Linked DNA regions of Mus musculus: region 1 is linked to region 2. The links are chromatin contacts, found by Hi-C or POLR2A ChIA-PET in ENCODE. All regions are on one chromosome and are shown on one strand. Each heading gives the region's core, a stretch centred on a gene start or an enhancer-like site at or near the end of the contact. The rest is flanking DNA. Distances are from core to core; before and after follow the strand shown. Region 1 holds the start of Gramd1b (GRAM domain containing 1B). Region 2 overlaps Gramd1b (GRAM domain containing 1B).

The links. Hi-C counts contacts between places; a loop is a spot of excess contacts on that map. ChIA-PET counts read pairs that join two places held with the same protein, here RNA polymerase II (POLR2A).
Region 1: a loop to region 2 is called in a map of heart, with 2.7 times the contacts of the local background. The contact joins the promoter of Gramd1b here to the enhancer-like site in region 2. A Hi-C loop is called at or near these places in 15 of 37 maps with a recorded cell type or tissue (T-helper 1 cell, T-helper 17 cell, T-helper 2 cell and 4 more). POLR2A ChIA-PET finds 5 or more read pairs at or near these places in 2 of 5 experiments (both embryonic stem cell).

What each region holds. Positions count from the first base shown.
Region 1 is chr9:40,452,216-40,457,715 of GRCm38, reverse strand. It overlaps Gramd1b (GRAM domain containing 1B), which reads left to right and starts at 1,952. Exons shown (of 20, transcript NM_172768.2): 1 at 1,952-2,422. The coding sequence starts at 2,046.
Region 2 is chr9:40,418,589-40,424,094 of GRCm38, reverse strand. The region is part of intron 1 of Gramd1b (GRAM domain containing 1B); the gene reads left to right. All of the region lies in intron 1 of Gm51668 (a long non-coding RNA gene), which reads right to left. Among named protein-coding and RNA genes, the nearest start is that of Gm51668, 4.4 kb to the right of the region's middle. Within about 2 kb of position 3,279, at least 1 of the 3 ENCODE cell types and tissues checked has a DNase peak (open chromatin) inside an H3K27ac peak, as active enhancers do; it is heart, where a contact is called at or near this core.

The DNA.
Region 1 (5,500 bases), core at 703-3,202, 35 kb before region 2:
ATGTGAAGGGTCAGGAAAGGGACTGATACTCTGACATCGCTTAGGGTGAACCGGACCTTGGCCCTTCACCAGATGCACTTCCTTTTTATTCACAGCCTCAAGGAGGTTGCATAATGAATGGCAGGATGTCTTAGCTTCCCATGTGTCAATGCAGGACATGACAGACAGCTGTTACCTCAGATGTCTTATTGACCTGTAGGGGTATATGCTATTTTAAAGTGGATTTTTTTTTCTCTTTCTCTCTCTCTGACTAGCCCTGGCTGTTCTTGAGCTCCCTCTGTGGACCAGGCTGGCCTCGAACTCACGGGGATTTGCCTGCCTCTACCTCTTGAGTGCTAGAACTAAAGGTGTGTGCTACCACCACCACCAGGCCTGAAGTGGATTCTTATGACCTTTAGGGATGTGATTTTTATTCATCCAAAGGGAAACTGGACTAACAAATACCGGCAAAGAGAATGGGCCAGATTGTGGGCCATGTATTGGGGTCTTTGTTATTCCTTTCGGTCTCCCACTGAAGAGGCAAATTCCTTGTTTGGGGTGGGGGTCGTTGAGTGTTAAACTTGTACCCCAGCAAGCTCAGTCCAACACAGAATGTCTTCCTAAAGCAGATCACTTCTACATCCCACCTCTCAGGGTTCACCTGCCTCTAGCACACTGATATACTTGGCAGGACTAGTCCATATTTCTGTTCAGAGGTCTGAGGCCACAGTAAACGGTGTGACCCAACCCATTCCCCAGCAAGATGAAGCAGCATCACACAGTCTCAGGAATGTCCAAGGATGCACTTGACTCCCTGGAGTCTCTGAGGGTGGTGCACCGGCTAACTTCTCTCAGCCTCTTTGCCTTTCACTTATAATCGGGCTATAGTTTTGGCCAGGCCACACACCATGTATCCAGTATCTTTCCCTTAATGGTCCTGTGTGTCCTGTGTCTTTCCACCCTATCGTGTGTCTTTGTGTCCGTGTCTGGTGTCCTCAGCTTATTCTACAGAACTGTCTTTTCTTCCCAGCTTGCCATTTTGGAAGCAGCCTCCAGGAACTTTCCATTTTCCTTCTGATTATGTATGCCCTGTCTTCCTGGTCAGCACTCCAAACAACTCGGAGAACGCGCATTTCTTAGGAGAGAGATTTGGCTGAAAAGTCACCCAGTTTTCCTTCAACCCTGTATCTTGGGTGGTCTGCGAGGGAGGGCTAAATCCATTGATTCCCCTCCCCCAGGGGAAAAAAAAACAGGGAGTTTGCTAACCAGAGCTGCTTAGCCAATCGTTGCCTTGAGAAAGTTTGGATTGTGCTCCTATTTCATTAGGCTGATTGGAGCAGCCTTGACTCGGAGGTATAGTCCCTCCCCAAGGGATTCCGTGTACAGTTACAAGGCTGTCGCTGGCTGTCGCTGCCTGTGCGTGTCCTTTCAGGCTAGCAACCCACTCCCTCCTCAGCCCCCACCCCCCTCCACCTACTCCACCTTTTTTTGTTTTTATCTAGTGTCTCCCTTGCTCTCTCTCTCTCTCTCTCTCTCTTTCCTCTCCCTCCTACCACCGCCTCTTCTTCCAGTCCTCCACTCTCCTGCAGCGCCAAGCCGGCTCCCCAACGCAGTCGGCTGAACGCAAACCACTGAGAGTTTGCTGCGCAGTTCCCTGGGGTCCGGGGCCGCCGAGTCCCGCTAAGGCAAAGACACCGGCAGAGAGAGCAAGCGAGCAAGCGGGCGCAGCGGAAGACAAACACACGGGCACGCGAAGGGGAGCCCCAGGAGGGCAGCCGGGTGGCAAAGCTTGGCAGGCGACTGTCACTGCGTCCCGGGTCGCCTCTTCCCTCGTCGGACTGAGCGAGGAAGCGCGCTTCTTAAAGTTCTAGACCGCAGGAGGCGGCGTCCCCTTCAGTCCCCTCCTCGCGGCGCTCCAGGAAAAGGAACTTGATCTACTGGCAGGCTCGAGCCTCCCGCTGAACGTGAGAGGGGATAGTGCCACGGGCCCCAGGGTAGGGAGCCGAGAGAGGAAGCCTCGAGCCAGGCTGCAGGCGGAGGGCACGGAGCAGCGGCCAGGGACCCCGATGCCGGCGGCCAACATGATGGAGAACCTGCAGCTGCCCGCCCTGCAGGTGCCAGAACCTCAGGGCGCACCCGAGGGCAGCGCGGTGTGGTCCAGCTCGTCCACCCCCACGCTTCGCCGCCGGCGCTTTAAGATGCGCCGGATGAAGAACGTGCAGGAGCAGAGCCTGGAGGCGGGGTTGGTAGCCCCGGACCTACCCGGCGTCCTGGCCCCCGGCAAGGAGTTCCTGCAACTGCCGTCCATTGAGATTACGCCCTCCAGCGACGAGGACACCCCGTGGTCCAACTGCTCCACACCCAGTGCGTCCCCGCGCCGAAAACGCTTCCTGCTCCGCAAGTGGCTGAGGGTGAGGGAGCGGAAAGAATGCAGTGAAAGCAGGTAGGTTCCAGTTTCTCTCCAGCAGTCTTCCCCTGAACCTCTCGCCCCTCCCCAGGGCGGTCTAGGACCCTAGGGCATTCTGGTGGAAACTTCCGGGATCAAAGAAGGAGCTTATCGCGTCACCTTGGCGTCTTCAGGCACTGCCAGGGCACCAGGGCTACCACACAGCCTAGAACTAGGGACTTTACATTACTTGATGTGTTTGACATAGGTTCATGCTGCGTTTCATTTCTTGACCCTCACAGCAAAATGGCCAATACAGTGTTATCTTTTATTATCTCTTAAGCCCTTACTGTGCGCAGACTACTGTCTGTGGTGAGGGCTTCACCTGAGGATGGAATTTGGAGAAATTAGGTAGATAGTATTAGGCTATGATTCCATTGTACAGGTGGAGGTGTCGGGAGACTAGTGACAGAAGTTTAAGTGACGCCTCCACATGGACTTCCGAATCCCATTTCACTTTTTGTCATTTTCTTTTTCCTACACTACCCTGCTGGTACAGGTCCATGTTGCCTATGGAGAGGTGACGTATTCACATTTTCTACCACATCACGGACACATCTCACGATCGATCACCGTGCCAGCTTCAGTTTTGCTAGGGAGATGTTTGCTGTTCACATTCAAGAACTAGCATGAAGCTCACAGGGTAATGTGTGTGTGTGTTGCTTCAGGAAGTTGCCCATGGTGGCATGGAGTCCCCGCTACTCATGGATACCATGTCCCCTCTTCAATTTACTTCTGGACTCGGGGTATGACCATTAGCAGAGGTCTGTACTATTAGAGGGGGCGGGGTGTTGCTGTTATTGCTGCTGGTGGTAACTAATGGGAGTTCATTCACCCTATCATTTCACTTTCGTTCATTATCACTTATTGAGTGGGTCTCAAAAGCTCAAAAGTGACACCAGCAAGTGTGGGGATCTTGAGGGGGTCTCCAGGGTATGAAGGGGTGTGGAAGCTAAGCTTGATAGGACACTTTTAAAAAGTTTGCCTAGCATACAGGTGCCCCTAGCACTTCCAACATAAAATAAATAAATAAAGCTGTGTGGCACCTGCTTGTAGGCCTAGAACTCAGGAAGAAGAGGAGGAGGATCCTTGGGGTCTGAGATACATGGAGGTTACACGGAAAGGTTGACCTCTTAAAAACCCCAAACCTAAATGAAACCAAGCCAAGCCAAGCCAAATCCGAACCAACTAACCATATAACGGAAGCAGCTGAGACATGCGAGTTTCATTCACACGGAAGTGATGGAGCCATTGGAAGATTTACACTCTGTCATCTGTAGTCACTGTACAAGAAAAGGTAACCTTGGAGATGTAGGAAAAGGCCGAGGAGAGAGGGGCTCAAATGATGACAAATGAAGCTAGGAAAAAAAACAAAACAAAAGAAAACAGTGACATGAGCATGAGGTCAGGTGCATATGATGGACTTAGGGAACAACGTGGCCAGAATCAACAGAAACAAGCATGTGATGTGTCTTTGTGGAGGTACTGAGGGCCTGGGCTGGGGTAAGCAGGAGGTCTTTCCTGATTGCAATGGCTGCACATGTTCTCCCAGCTATGGACCTTGGGGGCAACAGGTTTTTCTCTTCAGGCACGCCACCCTGTTTCCCTTTTGACAGGGCAAGGGAAAGTGAGGACTGGTGGGGGCTAATCTCAAACTAAACTGTGACTCAGGTACTTTTCCCTCAAATGTGAGAGACCCTGAAAGAGGCACAAGTACAGACAACAACATGGAGATAGTCTTGCACTGCTGGGTAATGGAGGCTGGTGGAACCGAGGAAATGTAAGGAAAATGGTTCTGATCTTGAGAGTTGTTTAAAGGTATGGTAGGATAGTTTTTGTTGTTGTTGAAGTGGGGAGGATGGTATTGGAAAGAGGAAGTTTATTTTACCTCCTGAGTATGACTTAAGACAGTTCTTTTATGTGCTTGTTTATTGGGTTGGAAGAAAATGAGCATCTGCTCATCCTCTGGTATCCATGGAGGCTGGGCTCATCCTCTGGTATCCATGGAGACTGGAGGTTGGGTCCAGGTCGCTCTGAGGTCACCAAGTTGCTTATAGAAAGTGGCATATTATTTGCTCAACCCATACATATTTTCCCACAGATGTAATTTTTCATTTTTCTCTCTCTCTCTCTCCCTCTCTCCCTCTCTCTCTTTCTCTCTCTCTCTCTCTCTGTGTGTGTGTGTGTGTGTGTGTGTGTTTGTGAGTGTGAGTGTGTGAGTGTGTGGAGGTCAGAGGATAACCTTCAGGAATTGATTTTCTCCTCATACCATGCAGATTCCAGGACTTAAACTCAAGTCCTTTAGGCTCAGTAGCAAGTGTCTTTGTCCACTGATCGATCCATCTTGATGGCCCATGCTCTCATACACTTTAAATCCTCTCTAGGTAACTTCTAATACCTAGCATCATGCAAATGCTATCTGAAGATTGCTGTACAGTATTATTTAAAGAACAAGGATAAGGACATGAAGTCTGTTTTGTATGTGCATAGAGGTGCACGTCTGTAATTTGTGCACTAGGGAGGGCTGAAACAGGATGATTGGTAACATAGGGCCAGCCTGAACTAAAATAAACATCTAGTGGGAATCTAGTCTAAAATAAAGTCTAAACCTAGTCAGTATAGTTTTCCTGCGTTCTTTCTATCTGTAATCCATTGAATCTGGAGATACAGAACTTGGAGATACAGAAGGCCAACTGTGTATGTACAAAAGGGCAGACTGGTCTGGGAATGTAGGCGATCCTTGCCTATATAGTGAATTTGAGACCAGTCTTGGCTAATTGATGCTGTACCCTCTACACACAAAATAACCAATACAAAATCAGAGCCAAACTCAGACAAAACAACACGACCGTGGCCTATGCGCCCACCCTTGTCCATCCTGTGTTTTCACTGTCTGGTACCTGCCCTCTTGTGGTGACCCATAGATGTTCACTGAAGAAATGCCAGTAACGAGTAAGTCTATTTCCTCTTTCTGAAGTGAAATCCTCCTTATTCACAAGTCTGAGAAATTTTTAGGGGAGGGGGAGATAGCTCCAGAGCTGAGGTTTATAAGATAGATTTATTGAAATATGATTT
Region 2 (5,506 bases), core at 2,030-4,529:
TTTCTTTGAATTTTCTCAATCTGTGGTGGTTGGGAAGGGTTAATTGATGTTGTTTTCAAGTTCTGCATGGTAGTTAGGTGTCATTGACTAGAAACACAACATGTATGTACATTAATTAGAACCAAGTAATGTGTGTGTCTTTCAAACATGGCAGCTGTGGAAACAGTTTAAGGATTTTTGTTGGCAAGAAGCTAGGGTGTTGTTTGGAGCAGACAAACGGTGCTTGTATGTTGTCTTCTACTCCCGTGAGAGAAAACAGATGGAAAAGCAACTTGACCTCCTCTTTCAGATTAGGGAACCTCAGGATCAGTGTGTTTGTCTCAAATGAAGGTTGTGAGGTGGCGTATTGTGGCTTCTACTTGCTTTCATTTTGAGCCTTTCCTGTGTGAGCGTACTAGCTGAGATGAGCAAGGGCTTTTCTACAGGAGGGCGCACAGGATGTTAACAGCAGGAAGTAGAGAGATACTTGTGGGGGCAAGGTTTATGAGGCCTGCTGTCCAGAGTCTTGACCAATCCTCGAAGACTCCAGGTTCTGAGAAGGGACTTGGTTGACCGCATTACTTCCTGAGTGAAAGATTCACTTCTGAGTGACCTGGTTAATTTGCATTTAGTCTTTCAAGAGTGCCTAAGATTCACTGTGAAGCCAAGTAGTGGCTGAGGCCAAAGCTGCTCCTATGATGGTAGAAACTAGGGGGAAAGCCGTGTGCTGCTTCAGCTAAGAACAACGGAAGGGAATTGGAGCTGAGACAAACTCTCTTGCCCCTTTCTCAGAACCCATCCCAGGAATGCAATGGGGTGAGTATAATTCTTTTAATTGGTGGGATCAGAGGTCTAGAATTCTTTTTGTTGTTTGTTTGTTTTGTTTGTTTTTTTTGCAACAGGGTTTCTCTGTGTAGTCCTGGCTGTCCTGAAACTCACTCTGTAGACCAGGCTGGCCTCAAACTCAGAAATCCACCTGCCTCTGCTTCCCAAGTGCTGGGATTAAAGGTGTGGGCCACCACGCCCGGCTAGAGGTCTAGAATTTTATTGTGGCTGAAGAGTTCTTTGATCTTTGTAAAATAATAATAATAACAACACAGCACAAGGCATTGAATAGAATATTTCTTCTTTCCTCAGCCATAGTCCAATTCTCTGTGTTTGGAGTAGCATGTATTGTGATTGGCATGGAGATCTGAAACTCATACCATTCGATAGGAAGAGCAAACAGTGGGCAGGCTCAGCCTACTGCCAAGTTTTGCTCCTGGTGTGTACTTGAAGAGCCTCAGTCCTCCCTGCCACCCTCTGATGAACGTCCTGCTAAGTACGAAGCACAGCTCCTGCCCTTTCATGATGGAGCTCTAGGTCATGCCTTTGGCATGTGTGTAGGACAGCGGAGGGTTGGCAGTAGGAGGCAGCGGGTGGTTGTTGTGATGGCCTCTTTGTTTCCGTCTCATTCTGATTGGCACCACCAGATCTCAGCATTGGTGCTTCTGTTCTTGAAGCAACAGTCGCAGATGGCCCCTTCTGTGCCCTGGAATGTTGAGTGGGATCCTTTCAACCCTGGTATCAGGAAAACGTGGAGGGACAAGGAGGCAAGTACCCAACCTATGTTGATTTGAAAGCACTCAAAAAAAGGAGTCTTTCTGAACGGGCTGGTGGGATAAGCGTGCCCTTTCACCACCCGGCAGTGTTAGGCACTTAAAATGGAAAGAAATGACAATTAAAATGGGCCTTTCACTTTCAAATGATTATTAGTTATAGTAGAAGATACAGTGAAGTGAAGTGATTATCATGTATATTTTTTGAGACACAGTTTTGTTGTGTAGCCCTGGCTACCCTCAAACTAGAGTTCTTCCTGCCCCTGCTTCCCAAGTGCTGGGATTACAGACGTGTGACACCATGTTTGTCTGTGAAGCAAATTATTTATTAGAATCCATCTAAGCATGCCAACCTCGAAAAAGGCCATTTCAGGATGACACATACTAGAATGTAGGCGATAGCCATCCGGAAGACTTCTTTCCTGAAGATTTTAATTTGGATGAATAATGGAAGACATAATATCTACATACATAGTGTGTCTACTCAGTGCCAGCCTGTCTTGGGAGTTTTAGTTGAACTCCTGTAACACTCCAATAATGTGGATGCTATTTTGTAATATGGAATATCTTTTTTTCCCTTTTTTTAAATTAAGTATTTTCTTCATTTACATTTCAAATGCTATCCCAAAAGTCCCCTATACCCTCCGCCCCAACTCCCCTACCCACCCACTCCCACTTCTTGGCCCTGGTGTTCCCCTGTACTGAGGCATATAAAGTTTGCAAGTCCAATGGGCCTCTCTTTCCAGTGATGGTCTTCTATAACATATGCAGCTAGAGACACGAGCTCTGGGGGTACTGATTTGTTCATATTGTTGGTCCACCTATAGGATTGCAGACCCCTTCAGCTCTTGGGTACTTTCTCTTGCTCTTATATTGGGGGCCCTGCGTTCCAGCCAATAGCAGACTGTGAGCATCCACTTCTGTGTTTGCCAGGCACCGGCAGAGCCTCACAGGAGATAGCTATATCAGGGTCCTTTCAGCAAAATCTTGCTGGCGTATGCAATGGTGTCAGCATTTGGAGGCTGATTATGGGATGGATTCCCAGGTGTGGCAGTCTCTAGATGGTCCATCCTTTCGTCTCAGCTCCAAACTTTGTCTCTGTAACTCCTGTGGAATATCTTCTAAGGATTGAAATTGAGTGTACTAAGTGGTCCTCCACAGAGTTAAGATAGAAGCAGCCAAACACTAGAACCTGGGGCTCAATCCTTAGGCCAGCGTTGCCCCGGGACAGGGATCACTGGGTATACTGAGCAAAAGGAAGAAATAGAGTGAGTTTGGTACAGGTCAGAGGAGTAAACTCAAAGGCGGGGACACGAAGCATGGGTGGAGTGGAGCTACAGGTAAGGAGATGAGGTCGCTGCAGAGTGACACAGCAGTCAAGCTCGGAGTTGTTATTGTTAAGATAAGAGTGTGACCTTTGCTCCAAAATTATGTGAAGCCCCAAGTGTGTGTGCGCGTGTGAGTGTGCGTGTGAGTGTCCAAGCATGTGCACATTAGGCAAAGCTCTCTAACCACTGAACTCTGTCCCTGGGCTAGTCCCAGGATTTTCAGCCAGGGAATGGCCTGCGGCAATGGAATCACCCTTGTCCGGGATATCACTGTCTTTGTGGAGGGTAGGCTGGAAAGGGGCCCAGACTGGCAACAGGAAAAGCAGTTGAGAGCCCATTAAAGTAATCTGGGTGTAGAGTGCTGCGAGACAGGTCTGAGCAGCTGGGTGAGTGACGAGTAGACCATGGGGATCTGGGAGACAGAGGGAAGTGGAGTCCGCCAGCCTTGATCTCATAGTGAAATACAAAGAAAGGAGGAGAGACCCTGAGGTCAGCGATGGACCTGCCCACCACAGAGTCCTGTTCCAGGTTAAGAGAACCCTGTAAGATACGATAATAGATACAAGGGTTGTGGCCATTCATTGGGTGTTCGTTTACTGATTAGCAATCCTTTTGTTAATGTGTATACATTATCAGGTCCTACAGTCTTTGTAAGGAGCCTTTTCACTTTGGTCTGAACAGGCAGGCCATGGGAATCGAGAGAGGACTTAGCTTGCTTCTCTGAGTTGCTCAGAACACAAGCGGCAGAGCGAGAATGTCAATCCTTGGTTGAGCTGGAAACTTCTTACACTAGTGCTGCCCAGTAATACTCTCTGAGAAAATGCAAACCTTCTGGCTGCCCAATACAGAAGCCACTTCTTATGGATAGTGAATACCTAAAGGGCAGCTAAGGACTGCATTTCTCATTCAGTGAAAGTCACACAATATGTGACTGGTGGCTACTGTCAACTCAGCTATCTGCTCTGCCATCTTTGGGTGTTCTCTGTATTATCTGTCATAAACAGGTGAAGGTCACCCCCTACCCAGATGGACTGCAATGGATTTTCTAGTTGCTTTTAATATTTAAATTATATTCACTCATTTATTTATTTGGTTCTTGGGGCAGGGTTTCTCTCTTTAAGATTTATTTATTTATTAATGTATATGGGTGTTTTGTCTGCGCATATACCTCAGCACCACCTGGATGCCTCATGCCAGCAGAAGCCAGAAAAGTGTATCAGGTTTCCTGAAACTGGAGTTACAGATGGTTGTGAGCACCATGTGAGTGCATGTTAAAGCACCCATTTTATTTTTTTAATTTTTTAAAAAAGGAATTATTTATTTACGTTTATGACTATACTGTAGCTGTCTTCAGACACACCAGAAGAGGGCATCAGATCTCATTATTGATGGTCGTGAGCCACCATGTGATTGCTGGGAATTGAGCACAGGTCCTCTGGAAGAGCAATCTGTGCTCTTAACCGCGGAACCATCCCTCTATCCCCCAAGCACCCAGTTTATTATGCTTTGACAAAGATTTAACAGCCAAAGAGCAGTGCCAATAGCCATGAAGAAAAGTTAAAATAAGATTTGAAGGAGACCTGCCCCGCCCCCGCCTCCGCCTCCGCCTCCGCCCCCGCCCCCTCCCCCTTTAAAGAACAAACATGGAACCTGAGCCCAGTGCTGCCTATAATTTCTGCTATGCAGGAGGCGGAGACAGAAGAATCTGGAGTTTGAGGCCAGCCTGTGCTACATAGTGAGATTCTGTTTAAACAACATAAAACACAGCTAGGCATGATGACTCACACCTGTAATCCCAGCATTGTAGAAGCAGAGTTAAGCGGACCCTTGCAACTTTGAGGCCAGCCTGGGCTACTTAGTTAAATTCCAGACGGCCGGGACTACAAAACAACACTGTCTCAAATTGAGCAAAGCAAACCCAAATCAAACGAAGCACAGACACCACGGGCATGTTTAGAGGTAGACAAAATCTTTAACAGAAAAGTGCTTGTGGATTTTGGTGAGTGAGGAAAATATTGAGCTGCATTCTGAACACACTCTAAATCTCTGTCCAGCTACCTCTCTTACTGCAGGTTCCCATGGAAGCCGTTAAACAGAAGCGAGCCTCCCAAGCTGGTAGGCAGGTTGGCAGTTTTCTCGCAACCTGTGCTTTTTCTAAGTACTATTTGAGACTATTAGGTGTGTTGTGTAAGAAGCTGGCAGTCTGTCACCATGTCCCAATCACATCTGTGTACTTATGTCTATTATTAGACTTTCCCATACTTGCTCGCCAGGTGACAAACAGAAACTGATTTTCTTTATTCTCCACTTCTCTGTTAACTCCGATCTCTTCCTGAATATGCCTTACCTACTTAAACTGAGATTGTAAACTCTGGCATCATTTCTGTGTGGAAATGTCATGCAGCATGCAGATGTAGTTATCTCTTGCAGTTGTGATGGTGATGGCTCTACAGGGGCTCTTCTTGGTTTTTGTGTCATTGAGCATCTCTCTTGGTGTTGAGTGAGGGGACTCAATGGCTATGCAAAGGCGCCTGCCGCCAACCCTGAGTTCCTGAGTTCAATCCATAGGCCCCACATGGTGGAAGGAGAGAACTGATTCTT